2 separate regions of the Mus musculus genome follow, and region 2 is linked to region 1. Evidence: chromatin loops called from intact Hi-C (ENCODE). Cell type or tissue: left cerebral cortex. All regions are shown on one strand.

What was found. A loop is a pair of places that touch in the nucleus more often than their neighbours do. Peaks named below come from ENCODE experiments on the same cell type or tissue, not always from the same donor. Only the 100,000 strongest peaks of a DNase experiment are listed, where the experiment ranks them.
Region 2: a loop joins it to region 1, with 2.9 times the contacts of the local background. A loop is called at or near these places in 11 of 42 quality-filtered maps.

What each region holds. Positions count from the first base shown.
Region 1 is chr16:87,467,255-87,475,254 of GRCm38, reverse strand. It overlaps Usp16 (ubiquitin specific peptidase 16), which reads right to left. Exons shown (of 18, transcript NM_024258.2): 6 at 5,393-5,580; 7 at 4,806-4,901; 8 at 3,413-3,543; 9 at 3,087-3,174; 10 at 2,070-2,148; 11 at 582-673. Among named protein-coding and RNA genes, the nearest start is that of Usp16, 16 kb to the right of the region's middle. In left cerebral cortex, no CTCF peak of the experiment used is centred here; a DNase peak (open chromatin) is centred at 4,449.
Region 2 is chr16:87,400,496-87,408,495 of GRCm38, reverse strand. Ltn1 (listerin E3 ubiquitin protein ligase 1) reads left to right here. Exons shown (of 30, transcript NM_001081068.1): 17 at 2,811-2,970; 18 at 4,386-4,490; 19 at 6,328-6,470. Among named protein-coding and RNA genes, the nearest start is that of Gm25896, 15 kb to the left of the region's middle. In left cerebral cortex, a CTCF peak has its summit at 3,271 (motif pointing right); a DNase peak (open chromatin) is centred at 3,264.

The DNA of each region.
Region 1 (8,000 bases):
AAGCAAAGGATTAAGAGACTTTGAAGGGGGCGGTTAAGAACATTCACTGCTCTTCCAGAGCTCCTGAGTTCAATTCCCAGCACCCACATGGTGGCTCACAGCCATCTGTAATGGGATCTGCCCACTTCTGGTGTGTCTAAAGAAAGTTACAGTGTACTCACATACATAAAATAAATTAATCTTTGAAAAAAAAAGAATATTTGAAATAAAAAAATTATAGAACTTTGAAGACCATGAGTTGGGGAAGAATTTAAAGTTATTGCAATTTATTAAAGATTTTAAGGGTAATAAATATATTTACAGTGAGTAACCATATACATCAAAAAAGACTATCATGTGTGGGTTGGGAATGGAGGTACATACTTAGAATGCCAGCCCTCAGAGGTTGAGGCTGGATAACTTTGGTGAGTTCCCAGCCAGCCTGGGCTGCAGAGCAAGACTTCATCTCAAGACCAACCAACAATACCACTCTAGTAGTCAATAATTAAATAGCCCTGGCAAAGGCACACTCCTTGCTCCTCTTTAATTAGATACGTCTGTCCGTCCTCAGTGTCCAAGCCCACCCCACAACACCCACTTACAGTCCTGCATTCATCACACATGATCGTACTAGTCAGCTCGCCACCAAAGATGCGGTCCACAAAACTCGGGATTGCCTTTTTCTTTTCATAATCTATAACAACAAAAGAATTACAATTATTTCTTAAAGTTAATTGGGAAAAGTTTAAATAACTTATCTAAATTTTCATTCTTAATTTCCTGTCCCTAAAAGTTTTTTTTCTATTCATAATTACCAGTGTTACATTTGTAAGTTGTGGGAGTTAACAGTATATAGTCTACCACTGAGAACAAAATTAACACAATTACCTTTTTATAAATGATATGTGTCTGTGCGCACATGTGTGTGTGTGTGTGTGTGTGTGTCTGTCTGTCTGTCTGTCTTCTGTTTATTAATAGGAAACAAACTTCCACTCAGTGGACTGTTCTTATGATCAGAAACAACAAGGTCAGACTCTGCTAGTCAGTCCTATCACTCCTTGTTCCAGCGCTAACATCTGATGACAGCCAGTACTGATAGGAGATTGCAGTCTAACAGAAGAATAGCCATAACTTGGTCTATGAGCTCTGACAATAAACTTTTTTTATACTTAAAACATAACAATACAAAACCCTTGGGAACTATCAGGCAAATTGTTCCATTTGACTTTCTACAGTCCTATTAATACTTTTGACATGCTTAAAGTCAGAGAGTATTTTAATATCCAGTCACATAATTTTCAAATTACATGAAGTGTATAAGCATTACTCAAGCGGTCTTCGCCCACATGCAGAAGCCAGAGGCACCGTCCTGTTACCAGGCAGGCTCTATGGCAAGCTGAGGAGGCACAGATACCTCTTAGGAGGTAACTGGAACCTGAGCTTTAATACTGGAACCCTTGGTCACCGGGACCGCTAGCTAACATTTTACAAAACTTAAATGAAAATCAAACGTACTTCTTGTGTTTCACCAGTCCTGTGTCAAATGCCCAGCAGTTACACATAAGCAGTTATGACTTTATAGGAAAGCATGCAGGAGAATGCCAACATCATATTAAATTCTGTGGACAAAGCCAAGTGTAGTGGCTCATGCCTGTAATTCCAGCACTCAAGAGGCCAAGGCAGAAAGATCTGTGAGTTCTGGAGCAGCCTGAGCTAGAGCGTCCTAAATCCTTAAATGACACACAAGAGCTAAGACAGCTTTATGATTAATAACCAGCTACGGATAAGTCAAACTAGTGTCATTCACTTACTGCCTGTTAATTAGAATTAGTTTCAGAAAAATAAAATTGTGATGCTATCTTAATTCTATCTTTATAGATCTTAATATATTAATGCATAAAAAGAATATATCACAAGCTAAGCTTTTCCAAAATATTTACCGCTGGAGGACTGATTTTTGAAACTCAACAATAACATGGGTAAATTTTAATTAAATTATTTCTGGGTTTGAAATATATGTGCCAGTAATTTTGTCCTAAGGTACAGAAGAATTCAACTATAGCGTTTTAATTCAAAAAATCAGACATTACCTTTAACTTTATTTTTTACTTCTTCATCCAATTTTTCAGTAGAATTACCAAATGCTTTAAGAATTCCTTTACTCACTCTCTAAAATAATAAAATGAATATATATACACTATTAAATTTTAAAGTTATTTTCCTTAGAAAATATGTAATAAATTAAAGAAAGGAGTAAGATGCAGCTCCACAAATTTACTGAGATAATCACATTTTCAAGATTAATTCAAGGAGCTGAAGAAAACCTATGCCTATTAAGCCTACAAAGCAAATCTCTGAATACAGGGATGGTCTTAGCATTTCAAGACCTTAAGCCTATTCAACACCGCTTCTTAGGGCACACCACCACTTCAGGAAAACATTGAGATACTCAGTGCTAGTGAGGCTATGCTGCAGCTAGAAGAGCCAGCCCCAACACTTACTGCTGTGTCATTCCTGAGTTAAGGATGGGACATTTCTACACCAGCCTACGGAGTAATAGAACAGTCTACTCATAGGATGGCTGCAAGAACTATAAAAGGTAGTTCATATGAGACACAGAACTGCCTGGTTTAAATGGAAAACTGAATGAGTTATTATTACTGTTACTAGTATAATTAATTAAACTCATACCTCCAAAATGCACTATATATCCTGGTAATTAACAAAAGTGTTTAGTTTAAAAATGCATCTCCTGACTCTAACTAAAGTGAAAATACTTCCCAGACTCAGCACTTGTAGTAAGCCATACTCAGGAAGAGTATGCTGCAACAAGGACTGTCTGGGGAGAAATGTTTTCCAGTGTTCTGCATCTCTCCTCGCGGAGTCTAGTGTATCAGAGTCCTTAAAGATGGGATTGCTGCAGTCAACAGAAAATCTCCATTTACGAGAATCATTCTAATCCTGCTCACTTGTCCCAAATGAAGAAGCACATTGGCTGGAAACCCTGGTATAAAGTAAGTGTTTAAAAGCACAGCGGCCTCTGGGACTGGCCAGAAACGGCAAGTGCGCCCATGAGATTACAAACGAGATTCTCAGAGTATGCTAACTTGGTGTTCTTCCGCTCTCATCCCATCCAGTAGGTAGCGAAGCAGCTCCTGGCTGTCTTGTTGCTGGTACCCTTTAAAACGTGTTGCTCTAAAGAAAACACACAGAAAAGCAGGATGAGTCTACTAAAGTCTTAAAGTAACAGTGTCAGAGTTTTCTCAAACCTGTGTCTGCTGTACGAAGAGCCTAGGTAGATTTCATTACCACACAAACTGCTGCTTTTCAATCAGCATGAACCATGCTGGTGCAGTTGGTGCTGGTGCTATTGTCATAAACCTTTCTCAGCATCTCACTGACGCACTGAAAGCACAAACAAGTGGATACTCACTTTTTACAGACCTGAGAAAAGAGCTCTTTAGGTGTCACAACTCGCTTTTTGTTCTCTTGCATCTCACTGAGAAACTGGCTCATGGCTAAAGTAAGAGGACCTGGAGGCTCGAGGTTTACTTCTAAAGGTTCCTGCAAATGGGAATAAAGGGAATGCTAGTCAAACACTGGAATCATTTATTTAACCAATACGTGACAAGCCGATGATCGTGACAGAGCTGACCAATGTAAACATCCAATATGTACATCAAGAGATATGGAAACTATATGCTCAAAACTTCAGCTCTGGGCAGCTAACAGCTCAGTGGTTGAAGCACTCACTGACACCTGAGTTCGATCCCCAGAACTCTGTAAACGTGGACGGTAAGAATCCACCCACAAGTTTTCTTCTGACCTCCGTATGTACACCGTGTCACAGGCACACGCACATGCCTCACACACAAATTTAAATACAAAGTTTAAAAGGGAAATTGAAGTTTATTTTAGTTTGAAATGGCCAGGACCTTATTACCTAAGAATTGAGAAAGCAAAAGCAAAACCTATCTAATAACAACAGATAAGGTAAAATGCATTTGGCTACAGCACTTGAGTCACATGGAAAGATGTTTAAAAACAACAGTGCAGGCCTCCGGCTTCACAGTTATCATCATTCCCAATGTAGAACACAGAACATGAGAGAGAAAACAGAAAACAGAAAACAGAGCAAACGACAGTAAACATTAAGTTCTTGTTCTTGTAGCAGCTATTAGCCCTAAAGTGTTTCTAAATTATTTAACTTAAACTGAAATAAAACCAAACAAGAAGGTAGAGACAAGTTTTAATTCCTCAAAATAATTTATTTGGAATATGTATATTTATAAAGAAGATACTTACAAAACAATTTTTTACATGCATTCGTTTTGTATATTGAAATATGTACACGTGCTGTGCTGTGACAAGTGTGGAACTCAGGAAAAAAAAATCTGGGAAGTCAGTTCTCAGCTTCCACCGTGAGATTCACATGGACTGAACTTACATCAGCAGGCTTGGCAGCAAGGGACTTTAACTACAGAGAAATCTTTCTGGGTCAGTTATTTTAAAAATCTGGCTCAGCATGCTGAGGTACTCTCAGAACTGGAAAACTAAGACAGAAGGCCTGCCAAGGCATGAGGTCAAACTCAGGTACAAAGGAACCGTTAGGTCAGCCAGGGCTATAGCAAGAAACCATCTTGTATCTTATACAGAATAAGGAGATGGGTATACTGGTGCATGCCTTTAATCCCAGTACTCATAAGGCAGAGCAGTGGGTCTCTAAATTCAAGGCCAGCCTGGTTCACACAGCGAATTGCAGGACAGAGGTATATCGTGAGACCGTCTCTCAAGAATAAAAGCGTAAAGTCACATCAAATACATACTGTTAGTGCCAGATCAGGTGGCTCTATTTTTACAATCGTTCCAGACATCTTCACTTCTTTTAGTAGTTCTCTAAGCACTGGCGTTTGTGACAAGTTCTACAAAGCAGGATGGAAGCAAAGGGGTAAGTGTATCGTCAAGCCATTCAAACATTAAGTGCTTAGTCTACCAAAACAGAAAACTACAACCAACACTGCGTCTCTGCGATCTCTACCTAGGAGAGGAAAGCCTGCAGCTCTTCTCCACACACACCACAGCTCATGTTATCAGGTCTCAGCACACAGCACTTCAGAGCTGCGTCCTCCGGCTAGGACTAGGGTGGAAATAATCCCAGCAATAACTCTCATCACTTGCTACCACTCCAACTACACACTTCTTTCTGAACCAGGCTACCCTGTGTTTCCCTGATGCAAAGTCATGCCTCATGAAAGCAGGGCCACGACTGTTTGAAACTCTGTTACCACCAGTGCTTGCCAGTGTTTTATTGCATGTTGTAACCACTTGTTACACTGAATACACAGAATTCACACAGGGAAGATAAAAATCAACACTAAGTGTCAGAGCTTAGGGGAAAAGATAACTTTGTTACCTGCATAACTGCATTGAAGAAACAAGTATTCCCCAAATTACTGAGTCCTTTCACAGTTATCTGGGAAGCAGAGTCCATGGGAATAGTTTCTTTAGCCAGGTTTTCCGATTTCTCTCTCTCTTGTTCATTTTTACTCTCTTTCTCCAATTTTTTATTTTCGAGCTCAATGTGTCCATTATTTTTCTCTGCTTTAAAAAGGAGAAGAAGAGGATTTGGCAAAGTACAGAATATAACCATGCCAAATGTTAAGTGACATCTATAAATCCACAATAAAACTTTTCATTTTAACTAGTATCGATTATTGGCATCAATTTGACTGACAATAAGTAGTGGTAAGCTCACAGAAGTGATAAACATTCAGAGCTGATAATATATGCAAGTTTGACAAGTGTAAAAGTAGCATAGGCTCTGATATAAAATCTTCCATTTATTACATAAATATTCCTGTACATGAATGAATCTTACCATGTAGAATTAGAGCACAGAAAATGAGAGCATAATGTATTTAAATGAACTCTACTGACCAAAAATCAATTCTGACATCAATAAAAACCTGCCTTGAAAAAGGTACCTCTCAACACAGGTAACTAGAGAAGCTTAAAGCAAACACTCCACACAAGGCCAGCTCACTTCATTCTCAGGAAGCAGCTAATAGCCTAACCATTAGAAAATGTCACAAATGCCAAATGCCAGGGGGGTGGGGGGGGTGGCACACACTTTAATCCCAGCACTCAGAAGGCAAAGACAGTGGGTTTCTGTGAGTTTGAGGCCAGAGCTAGTTCTAGGACAGCCAGGGCTATACATAGAAACCTAGTCTTGAAAACCATAGCTAGATAGGTAGGTAGGTAGGTAGGCTGGCAGGCAGGTAGGCAGGCAGGTAGGTAGGTAGGTAGATAGGTAGGTAGATAGACAGACAGATGCCTGCCTAGCATAAATTATGCATAGAATTTGATTCCTAGCACCTCATAAAACTGAAGAGTGATAGTGTGTCTATAAGCCCATTACTTGAGAGGTAAAGACAGGAGGATCAAAAGCTCAGTGCCTTCTTTGACTATATGTAAGATCAGTACTGGCTACAGAAAACCCTATCTCCGGGCTGCCATGGTGGCACATGCCTTTAATCCCAGCATTTGGGAGGTGTACTGGCTAGTTTTGTGTCAACTTGAAACAGGCTGGAGTTATCACAGAGAAAGGAGCTTCAGTTGGGAAAATGCCTCCACAAGATCCATCTGTAAGGCATTTTCTCAGTTAGTGATCAAGGGAGAAGGTCCCCTTGTGGGTGGTGCTGTCTCTGGGCTGGTAGTCTTGGTTCTATAAGAGAGCAGGCTGAGCAAGCCATCAGCTCCTGCTTCCTGCCCTGCTTGAGTTCCAGTCCTGACATCCTTTGGTGATTAACAGCAATGTGGAAAATGTAAGCTGAATAAACCCTTTCCTCCCCAACTTGCTTCTTGGTCATGATGTCTGTGCAGGAATAGAAGCCCTGACTAAGACAGGAGGCATAGGCAGACAGAGTTATATGACTTCCAGGCTTGTGTGTAGCCAGAGTTAGAAAAGACCAAGTCTCCAAAACAAAATTCCTTTGTTTAAAAATCAACGTGTGTGTATGCTCATTTTATTTAACAGAGAGACTGAATTTTCTCAATTATGAATATATCACACTATAGTATAGTTAAGTCTGTATAGACATTCCGCAAAACCTGCTGCCCACACAGGCCAGGCCAGGAATGAGGTAAGCAATCCTCACTCACCTTCCAGTTCTCCACTGCCATCCCCTAATCTTATCTCCAGCTTTGTAGACCATCTATCTGCTACAGCCTCTTTCCTGTCTACCTCCATTCCCAGGGGCCTGGGCAGATCTACAGCTTTCCTCCCCGACCCCATCCCTTTGTCTTAGCCTGTCAATAGCAGGAGGCACTCCCTGGAAATCCACTGGACAAGACAGTCAGGGAACCAGGTAGGTGCTCTTCACTCTCCAAGCTGTCTTTCAGTTTCAAATCCCAATTCCATCTTGTCCCCAGCTTTTAGTAAACCATCTGCTGTAATCTCTCCCGTCTCTCCCCCCATTCCCAGGGGACCATGCAGACCTTCATAGCACACCCAGCTTCCCTCCCTCTTGTGGACCCTCTCAGTATCCTTCCTTGTTAGCCCCTCCCTATTTCTTTGTGTCAACTCCCAGTATCTAGAAACACTTTCTACTTAGGATCCAACGTGGCCAGACCTGACAGGGTCTCAACGCACTCCCTATGAGGCAACCTTTAGGCACCCAAATCTCCTGAGATTCCAGAGCACAGGGAGTGGATAGGTCTGCACCAGATGGGGTCCCAGTTCTCATAGTAGAAGTAGACACATGACCCAATCCTTAACCCAGTAGCTATCTCCAATTGGTAACCACTTGAAAATGAGAAACTCAGCCTCACTGGGAAAACAAAAAGGCAGGCCCCATGCCCAGCAGTAAATGACCAACACAAAATAATCCTCCTGAAGGTTGTCTTCTAATGCTTTATGAGAGCCTTTCCTCCCGCACTGGCAGGTCCTTTGAGTACTCACTATGATTTCTAGTTTCTGTGTGTGCGGGCAAGTGTGTCTCTGTGTGTGCGGGCATCTCTGT
Region 2 (8,000 bases), 67 kb after region 1:
CTGTCATTATTTTACTAGCAAGGAAGGACTCAAATATTGAAACTCAAGATTTCGAACCTCAGCAAGTTTCTCCATTCATAGTATTGTAGGTGTGCCCTGTACACAGTAGTATTCAAGATAACAAATTTACATTCACTTGAGAGAATACGTGTTCTGTGAAAGGAAGGTGAAACTTCATTTGACTATTGAATGCCACATTTAATGTACATTGCTATCTCTGTCCAAACATAAGGCTAGACGTTGATGATGAGTTCGTGTGTTAAGCTGGTGCATTATTTTAATCTGTTTGTGTATGTGCAGTTGCTCCCGGAAGCCACAAGACCATTTTACACTGCCGTTGAAGCTAGTGTCACAGGCAGTTTTCAGGGGGTTGACATGGCTTCTGGGAACTGAACCCAGGTCTTACTGGAGGTGCAGCAATAGCTTTTAACTAGTGAGCCATTTCTCTTGCTCCTTTGCCCACTTTTTTTTTTTTTGTTTTCCTTTCTTTCTTCCTTTGTTTCTTTGTTTCTTTGTTTCTTTGTTTCTTTCTTTCTTTCTTTCTTTCTTTCTTTCTTTCTTTCTTTCTTCCTTCCTTCCTTCCTCCTTCCTTCCTTCCTTCCTTCCTTCCTTTCTTTCGTTCTTTCTTTCGTTCTTTCGTTCTTTCGTTCTTTCTTTCTTTCTTTCTTTCTTTCTTTCCTTCTTTCTTTCTTTCTTTTGAGACAAAAATCTCAGCTTCCCTTAACCTACCTAGTATGGAAATATTTAATCATTGTCATTTTTCTCTATTGGTTGATTGATGGTTTTTGAGATAGGGTCCCAGTGTATAGCCATAGCTGGTCTGTACACCAGGCTGGACTGATACTCAGAAAGATGGACTTGCCTCTGCCCCAGATTGCTGGGGTTACAGGCCTGAGCTACTATTTCTACATAAGGGATAGCTCTCAGCTAAAGGCTGTACTTGTTCTTGCTGTTCAGTGAGTGTTTGTTAAGGTACGATTAGATTTCAAGACTCCCGACTCCATGACCCACATGCGATTTTAAAGAAGTTTTAGCTATCTCAGTGCTACAAAGCTGTGATTGTGAAGTTTGTCCTAGACTCGGTCCTTTTATCCTAACAGCCCTAAGAGATTTAATGCGGATCAGTCTGTTACTGGGATACACGCTTCCTTTTTGGTTGTTGCTTTGAGACAGGGTCTTACTAATTACCCTTGCTGGCCTCACAGAGATCTTCCTGTGTTCACCACAAGTGCTGAGATCAAAGGCATGCGCCATCACATTCCCATGTTTACTTTTGTAGTTTACATTGCATCCTGTTTTTGCCAAATGGGCATGAAGCTCCTGTCTAAGGTCTTGGAACCTCTTAGGTTTGTTTTTTTTTTCTGTGTTTTTGTTTTTTGGTTTTTTTTTTTTTTTGAGACAGGGTTTCTCTGTGTAGCTCTGGCTGTCCTGGAACTCACTCTGTAGACCAGGCTGGCCTCGAACTCAGAAATCCGCCTGCCTCTGCCTCCCGAGTGCTGGGATTAAAGGCGTGCGCCACCGCCCGGCTTGTTTTTATTTTTAAGTATGTGTGGGTCCAGGCCAAAGAACTTGGACCGTTGGAGTTACAGCTGTAGGTTGTGGCTGTGAGCTATCTGGCATGGGTGCTAGGAACCAAACATGGCAAGTGCTCTTAACTGCTGAACCATGGCTCTGCCCTTACTTTGTTGTTTTTGTTTTTTATTGGCTTTTTTTTTTTTTGTAGCCCATCCTAACCTTGAACTCACTGAGATCTGCCTGCCTCTTCCTCTTGAGTGTCAGGATTGAAGGTGTGTGCTATCTCCACTCTTGGCCCAGTTTCTTTTACCTTTTATAACTTGCCAGGTGCACTACAGTAATCGCTAGCACTTTCTTCAATGTCTAGTAAATTAGGGCTGTGTTCAGAAGAGGGGTGGTATTTGTTTTGATATGGGGCCTCACTGAATGACCAAATTGGTCTCTAATTTCTCTCACTCCAGCCTCTCTGGTGCCTGGGACTGTAGGTACAAGACACCACACCCCAGGGTTAGGATTAGGGTTAGTGTACTGGTTTATGACAAACAGCTGTTGTCACTTTCATTTTGTTGTTGTTGTTATTGTTTGTATGGTGAGCACAGCTGTTAGAATTGGGTAGACAGGTGAAAATGCTCTAAGGGCTAGCCACCATGTCTTCTACAACAAGTACCCGATGGAAGTAGCAGATAGTTAGCAAAATGTCATCACACTCAGCAGTCCCAGCATCCAGAGAGTAAACAGAAGGTAACATCTTCAAATTAAGTTTACAAATATCCAGCAGACGTCAGCTGGGGAAACCCAACTGCGTCGTGAGTTGAGTTCCTGTTTAGCCTTGATCAGAACAGTGTCGCCCCAGTAAGGCCTGCATAGCAAAGAATGATGGCATCAAGTAGCACCATCCAAGCAGGCACGGAATGTCATCTATCCGTCCAGCTACCATCAACTCAAGAGGAGACCCAGTGGAGCCTTGTCGTGGTCCCCTCTCTCCATGAATGAGCAACTAGCGTCCTTTTCCCATTGCAGTCATTTTTAGGGTGTGGAATTAAACAATAATTACATTGTGGAGACAGATAGCTTTCTCCTTGTTCACTGCCATGTTCTCAGTGCCCTCACCTGCTTACCGACTTTCTCCTTGGTACAGAGGTAGGAAGCCAGCTTGCCCCTTGACAAGTTTTGGAGGAGACAAGGGAGAGCTTGAAACTTAACTTTCCACAAGCTTAGATAGTACAAGACAGTTGAGTCAGCTTGGGTTCTGTACAGTGTGTGCCTTTGATAACTGGCTGTGTCCATTCTCTTAGTTGCAGAGCTGCTGTATTCACTGCAGTGGTGTGAAGAACTCGACAATGCGCCATCTTTCCTAAGTGGATTTTGTGGAATCCTTCAAAAAATGAATATAACTTACAGCAACTTATCTGTACTTAGTGAGACTTCTAGCCTCTTGCAGCTGTTATTTGACAGGTAAGACGCCCTTTCAATTTGTTTTAAAATTGGCTTTCCCATCCATAAGATGTAAACCCAGTTTGTGCTTTTGTTTCAATCAGAGTGTTGATCTAAAGCCCTTTTAATGGTGTCTTAGTTTGGGTTTTATTGCTGTGAAAAGACACTGTGACTAAGATAGCTCTTACAAAGGAAAACATTTAATCCGGGCTGGCTTACAGTTTGTCCACTATCCTCATGATGAGAAGCATGACAACATACAGGCAGGCAAGGAGCTGAGAAGGAGCTAGGAATTCTACACCTTGATCCAAAGCCAGCAGAGGGCGACTTTACCATACTGGGCATAGCTTGAGCATGAGACCTTAAAGCCCCGCCTCCACAGGGACTCACTTCCTCTAACAAGGCCACACCTCCTAATAGTGCCACTCCCTATGGGCCAAGTATTCAAACACATGAGTCTATGGTGGCTGAAGACATTGTTTTCATTTGTTACATGTGATTGATCTTCCCATTACTTTTTGTATTTTAATTGCACCTGCAATGTTGTAGCTATGAGTTTCTCTTCCTCAGATGAAGAAAATGGACTATGAAAATAGTTCTGGTAGCATTATGGTAGTTAGATGTTGAATGACATTTATTTTATTTTATTTTTGAGACAGGGTTTCTCTTTGTAGCCCTGGCTGTCCTGGAACTCACTCTGTAGACCAGGCTGGCCTCGAACTCAGAAATCCGCCTGCCTCTGCCTCTCGAGTGCTGGGATTAGAGGCGTGCGCCACCACACCCGGCAAATGACAGTTATTTTGTTTTAGTTTACCAGTATTCTGAATATGCTTTACAGTATGAGGGTACCAGACTTCCTCTGGAACACCCATCCATACTAACACAGCTTGCTGGTCATAGGGATGCAGAAGGGAGATAGAGGCAGGCAGGTCCTGTGAGTTAGAGTCAGTTCGGTCTGCATGGCAAGATCCAGGTAGCCAAGTCTATATAGTGAGACCCTGCCTCAGAAAAGAAAACAGAAGAAGAGAAAAGCCAACCCCAGATACTCACAGCTCCCTCTGCATTTCATAGTGCTTCTTTGTCCTTCACTGAGACTCAGTTATTCTCTGCGAGACAGTCCTTCCCAGATGTGGCTTCTGGTCTTCAAGTGAGATGTTTAAGGGCCTCTCTCTCCTATTGGCTCTTGAGGCCCGTTGCTATTACCTGGGACTGAGAGCTCAGTTCCAGTTGTGAAGAACTAGCTACACTCCCTGTCCTTGGATAATTAGTGGCAGTTGAGTTTGAAGTTTGGAATGACTTAGTGATCCAAATTTATTTAATTTTATAGAAGGAATCCAGATACTCAGTGTTTTAAATCTTAACAATTTTCAGAATGATTAATCCAATCTCTATCTGTATAGCTATATTTAACATTCATGTTTTGCTTCTTTTTTTAGATCTAGAAAAAATGGCACACTTTGGTCTCTTATTATTGCTAAGTTGATCCTTTCCCGAAGTATTTCATCTGATGAAGTGAAACCATACTATAAAAGAAAAGAAAGGTACCCTTAGTTACTATGTTTCCACTCTGCAGTTTATTATTAGAGTGGGTTACTTTGGCCATCTGTGGTTAGTGAACAGTGTAGTGCATCAAAAAAGCAAGGTTTGGGAATGAGGGGATTGAATTAAGGAAATGAGAATTAAAGACTGACAGACTTGGGCTGGAGAGATGGCTCAGCGGCTAAAGAGCACTGACTGCTCTTTCAGAGGTTCTGAGTTCAAATCTCAGCAACTACATGGTGGCTCACAACCATCTGTAATGAGATCTGGTGTCCTCTTCTGGTGTGTCTAAAGACAGTTTCAGTGTACTCATATACAATAAATAAATAAATCTTAAAAAACAAAAAGACTGACAGATTTGAATGGCTTCGATTGGAGACATGTTTGTTGTGTTATGAGACAGGGACTCACTATGTTGCCCTGGTCCACCTGGGTCCACCAGTCTGCCTGCCTCAACTGCTTGAGTGCTGGAACTAACGGGTTTTTTGTTGTTGCTTTGTTTTTCTTTTTTTTTGAATGAAGCATTTCTAACTGGATGCTTCATGAAATTTTATACTTATTTCAGAAAAAAAATTTATAAGCCTAATTTTCTTGGAATTCCTTTGGTAGGGAGCTAGAGAGATGACTCAGTAGTTAAGAGCATTTGTTGCTCTTTCAGAGGACCTGGATTCAGTTCCCAGTACCCAGGTGATGGCTCCCAACCACCTGTAACCCCAGATCCAGAGGATCTGACACCCACTTTGGGTCTCTGAAGGCACCAGTCATGGAAAATACCAGTACACATAAAATAAATCTTCCGATTGGAAAACTTACCACCTTATATGTTGCATGGAAGTAGAAAAAAATGCTCCTCTTTTTTCCTTTTGTTAATAGCTCCCTTTTTGGTCTCCTTTCTGTGGCTTCCTGGTCTTACAACCTCCACTTTTCCCCCCAGACTCATTGAACTCTTTCATGTGTTTGCCTGCAAGGATGTATGTGCGCCACATGGGTGTCTGGTGCCCATGGAGTCCAGAAAAGGGCATTGGATTTCTTGGAACTGAGGTTACAGGTGATTGTAACAGCCATATGGGTGCTGGAAACTGAACTGGGGTCTTCTGTGTGAGCTCTGAACCACTAGGCCATCTCTGTAGCCCTCCTCTTTTCTTAAGTTAAGGACCACTGTGTGAAAGTGCCTGCCAGAGTACAGGAAATGTGTAAGACAAGCAGATTGTGGCTATGTGGGGAAGCTCAGCTTTCCCATTAGTGCTTGGCTGAGGCTTACCAACAAGCACTTTGAATTTCTGACTTACCTAGAATGCTGTGTGGGCGAACTAGATTTCAGTTTCTTAAATCTTATTTAAAAAATAAGCAATTTTATTTGAGGTAGATTGATTCACTTATAGGAAGTAATAAAAGAAAAAACAAAACAAAATAAACCTTACTGCTCTGTATGGCCTGTTTTACTCATTGGTACCACTCTGCATAGTACATTTTGGGTTCTTACTTGTTTAGTTTTTTTGATGTTATACATTGATCCCATGGCTTTGTGAATGCTGCACAAACACATCCCACTATTAGGCTGTTTGCAGTCCAGCCCACTTGTATAACAGTTAAAGATAAAAATCGTCAGACCCTAGAAAAATTATAAATGTTCATCTCAAAAATGAGAAATAAGCAGCAAAGATAAAAACCATCAAAATAAAAATAAAAAATAAAAAATGTGGAATTAGCAGCTATAGTCTGTTGGTTCCTTTTTTCTGGACAAGTATTTATGCATTGAACTTATTTTCCTTTTGAATAGTCTGGATAACATCATTTTGCACATAGAATAACTGTAAGTAATGTTTTCTCTCTTAACAGTTTCTTCCCTCTAACAGAAGGTAGTTTGCATACCATTCAAAGTCTCTGTCCATTCTTGTCTAAAGAAGAAAAGAAGGAATTTAGTGCTCAGTGTATACCCGCTTTTTTGGGTTGGACTAAAGAAGACCTTTGCAGTATTAATGGTAAGTCACTGGGCAACATTCTACATTTTAATTGTTTCTTGAGATTAGAGGAGGATTTCTTAGTATTAAATACAGAGGGACAATGGCCAAGTGCCCTTGAGCTCATTCCTTCCCACCTTGTAGTTCTGTTACCCGGCAGGTTGATAGTTGTTATGATGGAGCGCATTTGAGCAGAAGTGCTAGAGCCTTGGGAGAGAATTTATATCCAGAAGTGCCCATAATCGTTCTCTTCACCTATGGCAGTTCGTCATGTGGTACTGGGGTATCCAGGGCCTTGTGCGTGCTAGGCAAGCACTCTCCCACTGAGCAGCTATCTCCTTAATCTTCCACCTGGATAGCTTGTTAAAGCTGTGCCTCATTTCTCCCGAGTCAACCAACGATTGAACAGATAAAGGTAAAAGAATAGTTTTGTGGTAATTTAAAGTTTTTGAACTCTGCACTATGCTGGCTCATGTGTTTATTGATTTAATAAGCATCTCCATGCAGTTCCTGTTGTAGAGAAAACAGAAGCCATGTTACGTCCTGTTGTAATTGATTGTAGCAGAGAGCATTGTGTACTGCTATGGAAATGGCAGAAAGGAGGGAGTTTCCAGTGCTGCCCAGCATCAATGCTAATTTCCCAAGAAGAAATCCCTTAAGTGTGATGTTGAATGTCCATGTTTGAGCATGTATGTGGATCACAATGTACATGTTTGAGTGTGAATGTGGTTTACAAAGAGCATTCCTGGAGCCCAGAATGAGTGCAGATAGTTCACTTTAGCCGACATTTAAGGTAAGAGTTGGGAGCAAAGGATGTTAGATAATAAGAAAATGAGTTTTGAAATTGTAGGGTCCTCTAGGAGTGAAGTTAGTGAGCTGCTTGGTGTAGCCTCACTCACATAAGCCATTTTTAAAGTTATTCATTTGGGCACTGCTCAAGAAAGATTTTGGCTTTCAAAGTAGACTTTGTGTTTTTATGGTAGAATAATTTAAAATGCTTTAAAATTTTCATTTTGTATTTTACTTTATGAAGTTCGACATCTTGTAATGTAAAAGCTTGCCACAAAGCATATGTGCCTTTTGAGTGAGTGTATTAATTCTATAATTCTACATGTTCTATTTCCTACTTTATTTAACGTTTTACTCTATAGCTGTGTCTTTGTTGTTTGTTTTTGAAAGTTCAGTACAAGGCTTCTGTATACAAAGGTAGACTAGGCTCGTGTGAAGTCCAGTGCTGTGCATTTGCTGCTCTGTGGGCATGGAGACACAGCTCTGCCCAGAGTGCTGAGGCGCTCATCTGCTGACTCTTTAGGAAAGTACCTTTGACATAGATGTGCTTATTTTTGTTAATTTACTTACGGACACAGTCTTGTGTGTAGTCCAGTCTGGTCTGGATACCAGCATCCTCCCGCCTCCACCTCTGAAGTGCTGGGATTGCAGGAGCAGGCACCACACCAGGCTCAAGCTGCTTTAGAAGAGTTAGCATCGTGTGTCTTACATGTTTAGCTTTCCAGCGCAGACTGCTGTTGGTCTTAGACGGGGTTTAAAATG